Regions from separate parts of the Homo sapiens genome. Here region 2 is linked to region 1. Evidence: read pairs that join two places in POLR2A ChIA-PET (ENCODE). Cell type or tissue: CD4-positive, alpha-beta T cell. All regions are shown on one strand. Each heading gives the region's core, and the rest is flanking DNA. Links, peaks and the distances in the headings are about the cores only. Region 1 overlaps TNRC6B (trinucleotide repeat containing adaptor 6B). Region 2 overlaps TNRC6B (trinucleotide repeat containing adaptor 6B).

The links. Peaks named below come from ENCODE experiments on the same cell type or tissue, not always from the same donor. Only the 100,000 strongest peaks of a DNase experiment are listed, where the experiment ranks them.
Region 2: POLR2A ChIA-PET joins it to region 1 with 8 read pairs; 5 of 35 experiments call an interaction of 5 or more read pairs at or near these places.

What each region holds. Positions count from the first base shown.
Region 1 is chr22:40,245,587-40,250,970 of GRCh38, reverse strand. It overlaps TNRC6B (trinucleotide repeat containing adaptor 6B), which reads right to left. Exons shown (of 23, transcript NM_001162501.2): 2 at 4,869-4,956. Among named protein-coding and RNA genes, the nearest start is that of TNRC6B, 70 kb to the right of the region's middle. In CD4-positive, alpha-beta T cell, for the core only: no CTCF peak of the experiment used is centred there; a DNase peak (open chromatin) is centred at 2,800.
Region 2 is chr22:40,298,205-40,303,588 of GRCh38, reverse strand. TNRC6B (trinucleotide repeat containing adaptor 6B) reads right to left here. Exons shown (of 23, transcript NM_001162501.2): 13 at 3,003-3,134; 14 at 2,584-2,679; 15 at 2,256-2,439. Among named protein-coding and RNA genes, the nearest start is that of ADSL, 46 kb to the left of the region's middle. In CD4-positive, alpha-beta T cell, for the core only: no CTCF peak of the experiment used is centred there; no DNase peak of the experiment used is centred there.

The sequences.
Region 1 (5,384 bases), core at 124-5,123:
AGGAAGAATAGTAAAACTTAAAAAAAAAAAAAAAAAAGCATTCCACTCATTATACGATGAGGTCCCACTGAGAATGCTACTTGCATTTTGAATGCTATGACTAGAGAAAAATCACATGAATGTGGCCCAGAAACTAAATTAGCCATAGACACAAAAAGATTCCCCTATGAGTATAGACACAAACACTTGATCTGAAATCTAAAAGCAAAACCTCAGGGACTCATCATCAGAGGCATCAGACGTCATGGTCGGAAAGCAGGATTCAAAACCAAACCTTGTCACTTTCTGGCTATGAGACCCCCAGTTTTCTATTATCTATTGAATGGAGATAATAATAGTATAAACCCTGCAAAGGACTGCTGTAAGGATTAAATCAGATATGCTATGCAGTGCTCAATAAATGTTTGCTGTTATTATCAACACTTATATAAAATAGCATGAAGTACAGCAGTAAGATTGAAATATGTAAATTTTGGACAAATCAAGGGTGCTTTGTTAAAAAAAAAAGAAAGTATTTCTTTATATAGTAACTAATACGTCTATGGAAATGATTAACCTAGAAGGCTGGACAGGCTGAACATAGTAATGGACTTCAGAGAGTTTGGAAATGATGATTAGGAGCCTTACAGAAAACTGCTTCTGATATTTTTAAGAGGGGAAAATAAAGGAGGGCATCTAATTTATAACAATAAAACCACAAAGGTGATGCACAAGCAAAACATCCAAAAGGAACTAAGCCATTGTTCCAATAGTGGTTACACTAAATTTTTGAGATTGTGGGTGATTCTGACCCATTTTCCCAACTGTTAATCTTTTAAAGCATTTTTACTTGGTTATCTGACTTTTGTAATAAAAATATTCATATAGCAAAGAAGAAGTCTGATGATTTGTGGCTGGTAATCGTACTGGATTACGGCCATGGGGGTTCACAAAAACACAATCATCCCTGGAAGGAAGGTCCTGTAGCTGACCAGCCCACCTCGCAATGGATCCCAGCACACCATCAGACTCTAAATAAGAGTTAAAGGATCCGCCTGTAGAACTTCCTGGTGTGTTTCCTACATTCCTGTGTTAAATGACAAGCTAATTCTATTACAGTGAATTTGTGGAATCCAGCATCTTAAAAATGAATGTTTCCCAGTACTGTTACAGAGCTCAATTCTACTGAAAATATTCTTGTGTAATTTTTCTACATCTTTACTTATCCAAGAATGAATGACAATGCAGCCACATACCAATTCCCGAAGGCAATTTAGGTTTTATATCATTGTAACTATTTCTTAGAATGCCATTTTGAAGATCAGTTATACAGGAAGTCAGTGCCTTCCCATTGTAAGCAACAAGCCCAAATAATGTCAAATATGTTTTATCATGTGGGTTCTGTTAAAAGCTGTCCCCCAGACGGCGAGAAGCTGGATGATCAAAGCATGTGTTCTGCCAACGCTAAACAATGCTCCTTTAGCAGCATCAGCCTAAATGAATGTGAATGGAACCCTTCTTTGACACCTCTCTCATGAATGGGTATCTACCAGTTTACTCAGTGATGGCTCCAGGAAGAGCCAACTGCTACAACCAATGAACACTGGAAAAGGCTCATGCTTAATTTCTGTGTGGAGGTAATTTAGTTTTAGCTTTAAGTAAGTGTCAATTCTTCAAGAAAATTATGTTTCCACCTTCATTCTTGACCATTCACTTATTAAACAATTTCTGAGTGATTATCCTGCACCAGGCACTGCCCTAGTTACTGGCCATACAAATACGAATAAAACCAAGAAACTTACAGTCAGTCTAACAGTGAAGATGGACACAAAGAGGTGGTCAAAAAGCACTGGGGAAAGCAGCATGAGAGATGTGGAAGCCCTTAGAAGAGGCACCACAAATGTTTGCGGACCGAATGAATGAACCACTGACCACATGATAGATCTCTGGCACGTTCTCCACGATTCTTTGCATCATAGCACATTTTATGGCTCCTAGCTGAGGTGATGTCTCTACAATAAGGTTGGAAACCACGAAGATAATCACATGGTAAGCTTTGTGCTCTCCTTAAAACTGCTAAATCAGAATTTAATTCTGAAATTATGCAATGGTTCAGTATAATAAAACAAGATCAAAGGCCACGCATCAGCCTGCGTCAGCCTAGATTCTATGTCAAGCTGATCTGGAACATTTTTGAGCAAAAACGATAGAATTTTTATTGTTCATAAAATTAATCACTTAAAAATTTTATTTACGGTAATTTTCCCCTTTGCTATCACTTCTTCATCAGTTCTTAATGCAGATGAAGGCACATAGGAGAGACTGTCCAGCTACATAAACTACATTCTCTGCATAAATAATCTCATTCACTCTCAAGTACATTCACACCATCTTTATTTTAAATCATTTTTCTTTGTGGAATCCAATCAAAGGCATATTACAGAGGCATATTTTATTAATCATTTTAGGTATTGATATTTGTAGTTTAAGAAAACACTGTTATGTATGTTAAAAATGAAGAGGAATATATACTCTCTAAATCACTCTGTTTGGCATCCTCTTGTTAACAGCCTTTGCTCAAGTACCTTGGTACCCAGCCTATTAATCACTCATCTCCATAGACTGCAAAATCCGATTTTTGTATCAACTTAGTAGAGGAAATGTGTGAGTGTCCTAAGGAAAGAAAACTTTCACTGAGGTTTAATCTCACATCCCTCCAGTTGGAGGTGGAGGGTGCAATGTGTGCGAGGCACGGCGACAAGAACCCAGAAACCACAGGGGCAATGCTACAAACACCCACAGCTGGTGGACCTGCATACTGCAACCTCAGTGACAGGGCATGTGGCCACGGACGCAAAGGAAAGTACAAAAACATCTCTGGGTTATCTGACTTCTATGGTTTTTTTTTTTTTTTCTAGACACAAGATCTCACTCTGTCACCCAGGCTGGGGTGCAGTGGTGCAATCTCCACTCAATGCAACCTCCCCCTCCTGGGCTCAAGTGATCCTGCTACCTCAGCTTCCAAAGTAGCTGGGACCACAGGTGTGCACCACCACACTCGGCTAATTTTTTTTGTATTTTTGTTGGTAGAGACGGGGTTTTCATGTTGGCAAGGCTGGTCTCGAACTCCTGGACTCAAGTGATCCCTCCTGCCTTGGCCTCCCAAAGTGTTGGGATTACAGGCATGAGCCACCACACCAGGCAATCTGGCTTATTTATTTAGACTTTTCACTCCAGAATTTTAGGCAATTCTAACAAACTCAGGTGAGAAGCAACACATTAGAAGCAGGTACCCTGACTGCATGAAGATGTGATGGAGAATATACCACTATTAATAGAGACAAACACAATTAAAAGCAGACAAAATCTTAAAGAGCACAGCGGTCTATTATAGCACCAAATAATAATGAATGTTCCTTTTAATTAAGTCATGAAGAAAAGATAAAATTACATTTCATATATTTAACATAGCAGGGACATATGCAATCCAATTCAGAAACTATTTTCAGAATTTTTCTTATGCTGATACTCACAAATTATTATTTCAATAATTCAAAAAATTGAGTTATGAGAAACGCTATATCCAATAATGCTGGAAAAACGTGCAGTGTTACACTGGCTTGTGTGTGACTGCCTTGACTGTCTTCTAAATCTAGAGTTTCCTCTGAACCTTATCACAGTTTCTTTCTCCCTAAACTTAGCTTCAATTAACTAGCACCAGGGCAGGGACCCTCGAACCTTTCCCACAGTAGGCCCTGCTTCCCAAATGCTTTACATAGCAGTAACAATACCTGACAGAAAATCACCTTACCTCCAAAAAAGGTACCAAAGCAACCCTGCTGAGCCAGAGCCCAAGTTAAGAGATGCAAAAAGAATGGTAAGGTGGGGAAACAGGTAAGATCAGACAACAGACAGGGCAGAGGGGCATGCTCTGAGGCAAACAGGGAGGTAAGGTACATTCTAACCACTCTGCCTTGGACAACTCTGCCGGACAAACCGCTCACCTGAGACCTGACAGGTGACAGCCGTTGGCCCTTTGCCTTTTTTCTTTTAGCATCTCTTGTTTTCTCTAAGCAATTCCTCAAAGCCACACAATGCCATATCCTCCAAAGCACTACGTGGGCTCACTAGATCCTTTCCGAGAGGGGTTTCTACTTGTAATTCTCCCAAGGTAGACTCATCTAGACAACAGCACCGTGGGTGGAACAAAAGAACACCGGGGCAAACCTCCAGCCAGTTTTTAAAAGCTATTCTATAGGCTTGCTTAAGAAAATATAGATTAAATTAATATACAAATAAGGAAATACGACAAGAGTTGAGAGTTTGAAAACTCTCTTGCCTTTGTAATACTGTTTACTGTTGTTTTCAAAAACTCAGCCATAGCATTATTTAACATCTACTTTATGGTAACAAATGCAGACCTTGAACTTTCTCCCACTTCCAAATATAAAAACTTTTAAGTAAACAAATGTCTCAAGTACCATTATTGGGATATCAGGTATTCAGGCCAGGTGCAGTGGCTCACACCTGTAATCTCAGCACTCTGGGGGGCCAAGGTGGGGGATCACGAGGACAGGAGTTTGAGACCAGCCTGACCAACATGGAGAAACCCCATCTCTACTAAAAACACAAAAATTAGCCAGGCGTGGTGGCGTGCACCTGTAATCCCAGCTACTCAGGAGGCTGAGAGAGGAGCATCGCTTAAACCTGGGAAGCGGAGGTTGTAGTGAGCCAAGATCACGCCACTGCACTCCAGCCTAGGTGACAGAGCAAGACTCCATCTCAGGAAAAAAAATAAAAGATATCGGATATTCAAGCCAAGACAGTTTCTTGTTCTGGATGCTGGATGCCTAGCAGATAAAAAGACAGACTTAACTGATTAAACCTACCTTCTGAGTGGCTTCTTTTTTCTTTTTATCCTCTTTCTTCCTTTTCTTGTCTTCCATTAACTGTTCTTCCCTTTCTTGCTCCTTCTCTCTATTAAAGTAACATCATAACAGAAGGTTATACATCTACATTCACAATCCATTTCCGCAGCAAATTGAATGCTTGTAAGTGGTGGGCAAGACGACATTTCATCTCTGTGACTGAATAGAACACAGTATTTCATTTAAATCAAAAGGATCCATAAAACTCACATTTAATTATTCCCACATCTTGGTTTGTCACCTCTTTTGTAAAACATGACATTAAGTTTCGTTTCAAAGAAGCCTATTAAGGTAAGCTTTTATAATATCTACCTAAAAGAATACACACACAAACACACACACACACACACACGATTAATTTCCACTCAGCAAAGGACCTGATTTGAATACGACAATATCCAGATGGCTTCTGGGCAGTATTCCTCACAGATAATGCAGAATATATTAACTCAATTATGGTACATATGTATTTATCAT
Region 2 (5,384 bases), core at 65-5,064, 53 kb before region 1:
TTATAAGGCAGATTATAAATGGTCAGGTCACAATTAAAATGAGACCTAATAATGTTTATCTATTATTTAATAAGTTAACAAATATAGAAACAAGCTAATAAGTCAATATTTCTCTTTAATATGGAATAATATAATGCATAGCTAAATTTACAAGTTACTTATGAAACAGGAGTATGACAAAAATAATAAAATTTCTTCAGTAAATACGTATATATGTGTATGCTTAACTCTGATCCTTTAGCCATTAGAAGTAAGAAAGAATCGGCCAGGTGCAGTGGCTCACGCCTGTAACCCCAGCACTTTGGGAGGCCACGGTGGGCAGATCACCTGAGGTCAGGAGTTCAAGACCAGCCTGATCAACATGGTGAAACCCCATCTCTACTATACAAAAATTAGCTGGGAGTGGTGGCATGTGCCTGTAATCCCATCTACTCAGGAGGCTGAGGCAGGAGAATCGCTTGAACCTGGGAGGTGGAGGTTGTGGGAGGTGGAGGTTGGGCGACAGAGTGAGACTCCGCCTCAAAAAAAAAAAAAAAAAAAAAGAAGAAGAAGAAGAAGAAGAAGAAGGAAATACAGCATAAGGACACCTTTGTTAGTAATCAAGGGAGGCCCCGCCATGTTTGGTACCCTGGTGTTTTGCAGCCCAGATGAGCACAGAGCTGACCTTCTTCTATATCAAGTGCAAGAAAAGTTATTTCGAATTTAAGTCAGTTATCAGGCAGATCATCTTTAAGAATGAAAACAGTTGGTGGAAGCTAAGGATCTACAAAGTAATTCCGTTAAAATATCCAGATCAAGATCAAGAACACCTTGAAGTCTTTGCTCACCCCCTGCACGTGCAGTAGGAGGATCACGGGGTTGGCGCACAGTCAGCCGCTGCCATTTGTCCAGGGTCACACTGTCACCTAGAACCAGCAATTTCATGTCTTCCCAACTCTTTTTTTTTTTTTTTTTTTGAGATGGGGTCTTGCTCTATCACCCAGGTGGGAGTGCAGGGGCACAATCTCAGCTCACTGCAACCTCCGTCTCCCGGGTTCAAGTGATTCTCCTGCCTCAGCCTCCCCAGTAGCTGGGATTAGAGGCGCATGCCACAACGTCCGGCTAATTTTTGTATTTTTAGTAGGGACAGGGTTTCACTACATTGGCCAGGCTGGTCTCGATCTCCTGACCTCGTGATCTGCCTGCCTCAGCCTCCCAAGGGGCTGGGATTACAGGTGTGAGTCACCGCGCGCGGCCCAACTCGTTTTTTGAGTGTGCGTAGAACAGTATCTTCTTTAGAAGATAAATTCTAAATGTTGTCAGTTTGAGATGAAACTATGATGGTGTGTGGTATCTTTTCCATTTTAAAATTTTGTTTTGAAATCACTGTTTCCTCACCAATTAGATTCTGCTTACAGCATGTTTTCCAGTTCTGAAAGAGCTATGATTTGCCTGCCAAAAAATTCTTGAAGAATGTTAAAGGCATAACCTTACTTGTTCTAATTCTATTTAAATCAGATGAAATACTAATATCAAATGAATTTTTATCAATCTGCACTATAATTTTAGTTCATTTTTTCTATAGAAGGCAATTTTATTAATATGAGTACACTAAAACATTTCAAACTAGTACATATTTTAACAGATCATAACCTCAGCCATGTGTACCACTCACAGCATGCACAAGCATTTAAATAGGGTTTTAAAAATTCCCGGCGGTAGGAGAGCAGTTTGCCATTCATACACACGTATTGAAAGACTGCTGGCTTCATGCTGGTGATCAAAAAGTTTCAGATTTTGGGGCATTTTGGATTTTTAGATTAGGGGATGCTCAACTTGTAGTTAAAAGGTGGAAACAATCCAAGTTTATCCATTTCAGCAGAAAAGTGGGTAAACACACTGTGGTATATCTGCACAATGGAGTATTACCCAGCCTTAGAAAGGGATGAATTCTGATATGTGCTATAGCATGTATGAGCCTTTACTGTGTTAAATAAAATAAACCAGACACACACACACACACAAAAAAAAGGAAGACTGCTTTGGAGCCAGAGAAGTTAGAGGCCTGGCTCTGCTATTTAGTAACCATGTGGTGAGCTCTGGAAACCCACTGAAACTCAAGAAGCCTCAGATGTCTCATCTGTAAACCAGGGATAAGAATATTTACCTACCTTGTACAGCTGACATAAAAAAGGAGGGTAATGCAGGTGCAACCCCTACCACAGGCCTAGAGAGGTAGATTTCTAAAAAGGTAATTTTCTCTACCAACAACTTACCAGAACCATATCCAGGTATTGGCCCTTTGGTTTGAAGGTCTGGGAGCCCCACATTCAATGCGTTGGGTACCATGTTGTCCAGATGCGGCTTGGGCCCAACAGGATGAGAGGGCGAGTGCTTCATGCCTGGCTGCCTCTGCTGCTGCTGCTGCTGCTGCTGCAGTGCACTCACCATTCGAGCCAGCTGAGGGCCAAGAGAGACAGACACGTGATAAGCACGGCCCCGAACTTCCCAGGAAAAGACTGTGCCCGGTTCTTTGCCATCAGAGGCTAAGCCGGGATGTACTCCTCCAACACAGCACTGGAGGGACCCTGCCTACCCACGTACCTGCTGCTCTTGCTGTTGGCGTACAGCTTGAGAAATCTTTCTCTGGTTCTGTAACAACTGCTGCTGTTGCTGCTGCTGCAAGAGAAGCTGACATGCCTACAAAACAAGGGGGAAAGACAGAAAACCAAAGTTTCCTGAGATTGATTTACTGAGGACACCTAAAGGGTCTGTGCACTGAAGTACAGGTCACACAATCAAAAGTATCCAGGAGGGAAGTAACACCAAATTCCCGGTCTCTTGGTTACATTTTCCTCCAGTTGAGCTGACAACCCTTAAGCACACTCCATAGTTTGCAAAGAAGTGTGGACTAGCACCCTTTGAACATAGAAAGTGGCAAAGATGTGGGAAGCAAATCAAAGCTAAAGAAAAAAAAAAAGCAAATGACCTTTTTAGCCACAGGAAGAAAATCTTCTACTTACCAACTGAAACTGGGGAATTTGTGGAAGCTGGCTCAGCATGGCAATTTGTTGAGGAGATAACTGGGGCCCCACATTGAAAAGACCTGGACTCAGGCCACTGTTGGGAAACTGCTTGAGCATTGAGGCAGAAACCTAGCCAAAAAAATAAAAAAGAAAGAAAAGAAAAGGAATCTTCAGAATTTATCAAAATAAAACTGTTTTTCTGTGAAAAGAATCTTGATGAATCTAAAGCAAGAGTTGTCAAACTTTTCTGTGAAAAATATATAACAGGAAAAATACACTCAAGGGTTAACAATGATTATCTTGGAGCAGTGAGATTACAACAGTTTTTAAATTTTCTTCTTAGACTTTCCAATTTTCTACAATAAAAAGTATAAATTTTATATTCAGGAAAACATCTTCAAGAAAAAAAAATTGATGACAATATGGCTTTTATCCAACCAAGAAATTATTACTGGAAATGTGCCATAAAACAAAACATGCTACATTGCATAAAGCTAATAAATAATACTTACGTGAAAGTATTTCTGTGCTACAAGTAAGACAAATATATTAACTTGTAAATAGAAGACATGAGTTTCAATGCATGGCTTCTGATAGCAAACACCCACAGAGTGGCAGTGTAAAAAAAGAGCCAGCATCAAAGAGCCTGGAAGGTCACTGACCCGGCAGGGTCCTTCTCCCTGTTCTCAGGAGTGAGCTAGGCGAGGCTGCAGGAAGCTCTGGCGACAGAGGATTCCCTCCTATCTTTGGTTTGCTCCTCTAAGATGATTTAAGTAAGAAGAAGTGAGTTTCCCTGCACCCTCATCTACTGAACCCACTGGACTAGTTGGGGCCATGGAGAACAAGCTTAAGAACGTGTCCGTGAGTGCCAAGTAGTGTAGCACAATGGCCAAGAATTTAGTCCTAGAGGCTGGGCACAGTGGCTCACACCTGTAATCCCAGCAGTTTGGGGGACTAGCTTGTGCCTAGGAGATTGAGAACACCTGGGCAACATAGCGAGCTATCATCTCTTTAAAAAAATAAAAAGGTTAAAAAAAGACTTTAGAGCTGGGTGTGGTGGCTCACGCCTGTAATCCCAGCACTTCAGGAGGCTGAGGTGGGTGGATTACCTGAGGTCAAGAGTTCAAGACCAGCCTGACCAACATGCAGAAACCCCGTCTCTACTAAAAATACAAAATTAGCTGGGTGTGATGGCGCATGCCTGTAATCCCAGCTACTAGGGAGGCTGAGGCAGGAGAATTGCCTCAAGCTGGGAGGCGGAGGTTGTGGTGAGCCAAGATGGTGCCATTGCACTCCAGCATGGGCAACAAGAGTGAAATTCCATCTCAAAAAAAAAAAAAAAAGACTTTAGTTCTAGAGGCAGACTGCCTGGGTTTGTAATCCCAGCTCTGCCTGCCTCCCCAGTTTTGTTTTTTTTTTTTTTTTGTTTTTTTTTTTTTGAGACAGGGTCTCACTCTGTCACCCAGGCTGGAATGCAGTGGCGTGATCATGGCTCACTGCAGCCTTGACCTCCCGGCTGGTCTCAAACTCCTGGGCTCAAGCCATCCTCTCAAAGTGTTGTGATTACAAGTATGAGCCACCGCTCCCAACCCAGCTCTGCCATTTCTTTTTTTTTTTTGAGACGGAGTCTCGCTCTTTCACCCAGGCTGGAGTGCAGTGGCGCTATCTTGGCTCACTGCAAGCTCCACCTCCTGGGTTCACGCCATTCTCCTGCCTCAGCCTCCCGAGTAGCTGGGACTACAGGCGCCCGCCACTGCGCCCGGCTAATTTTTGGTATTTTTAGTAGAGACGGGGTTTCACCGTGTTAGCCAGGATGGTCTCAATCTCCTGACCTCATGATCCGCCCGCCTCGGCCTCCCAAAGTGCTGAGATTACAGGCGTGAGCCACCGCGCCCGGCCCCAGCTCTGCCATTTCTAAGCTGACTCAGAGCAAGTTACTCATTTAGCCTTTCTGACCCTTACTTTCCTGATCTCCAACTGGAATGACAACAATATTAACTTCAGTCATTATTAGATTTTATGAGTTAATCAATGTCAAATGCTTAGAGATGTCCTCCATAAATGTTCACATTATTCCACAGGCTGATTCTTCAAATGTCTTCAGACAATGATTACAGTTCCCTTGCATCTCATCTTCAGGCTCAATATGATCAGTTCTTTCACCTGTATCTCCTTCCATTTCTTGGTGAAGAGCCAAGAACAGAAAGGTATTTTCTAGAGTAGTCTAACACCAAGTAGACCCTAAGCATTCTGTTAAAAGCTGTGCTTTCATGAACAATGCCTAAGATGTCAATTTCTCTGGTGATTGTAACTCCTGATTCACACACTAAGCTTAATGTTAGTTAAAATCTATAATATTTAAAAACATGCTTTTGTTCC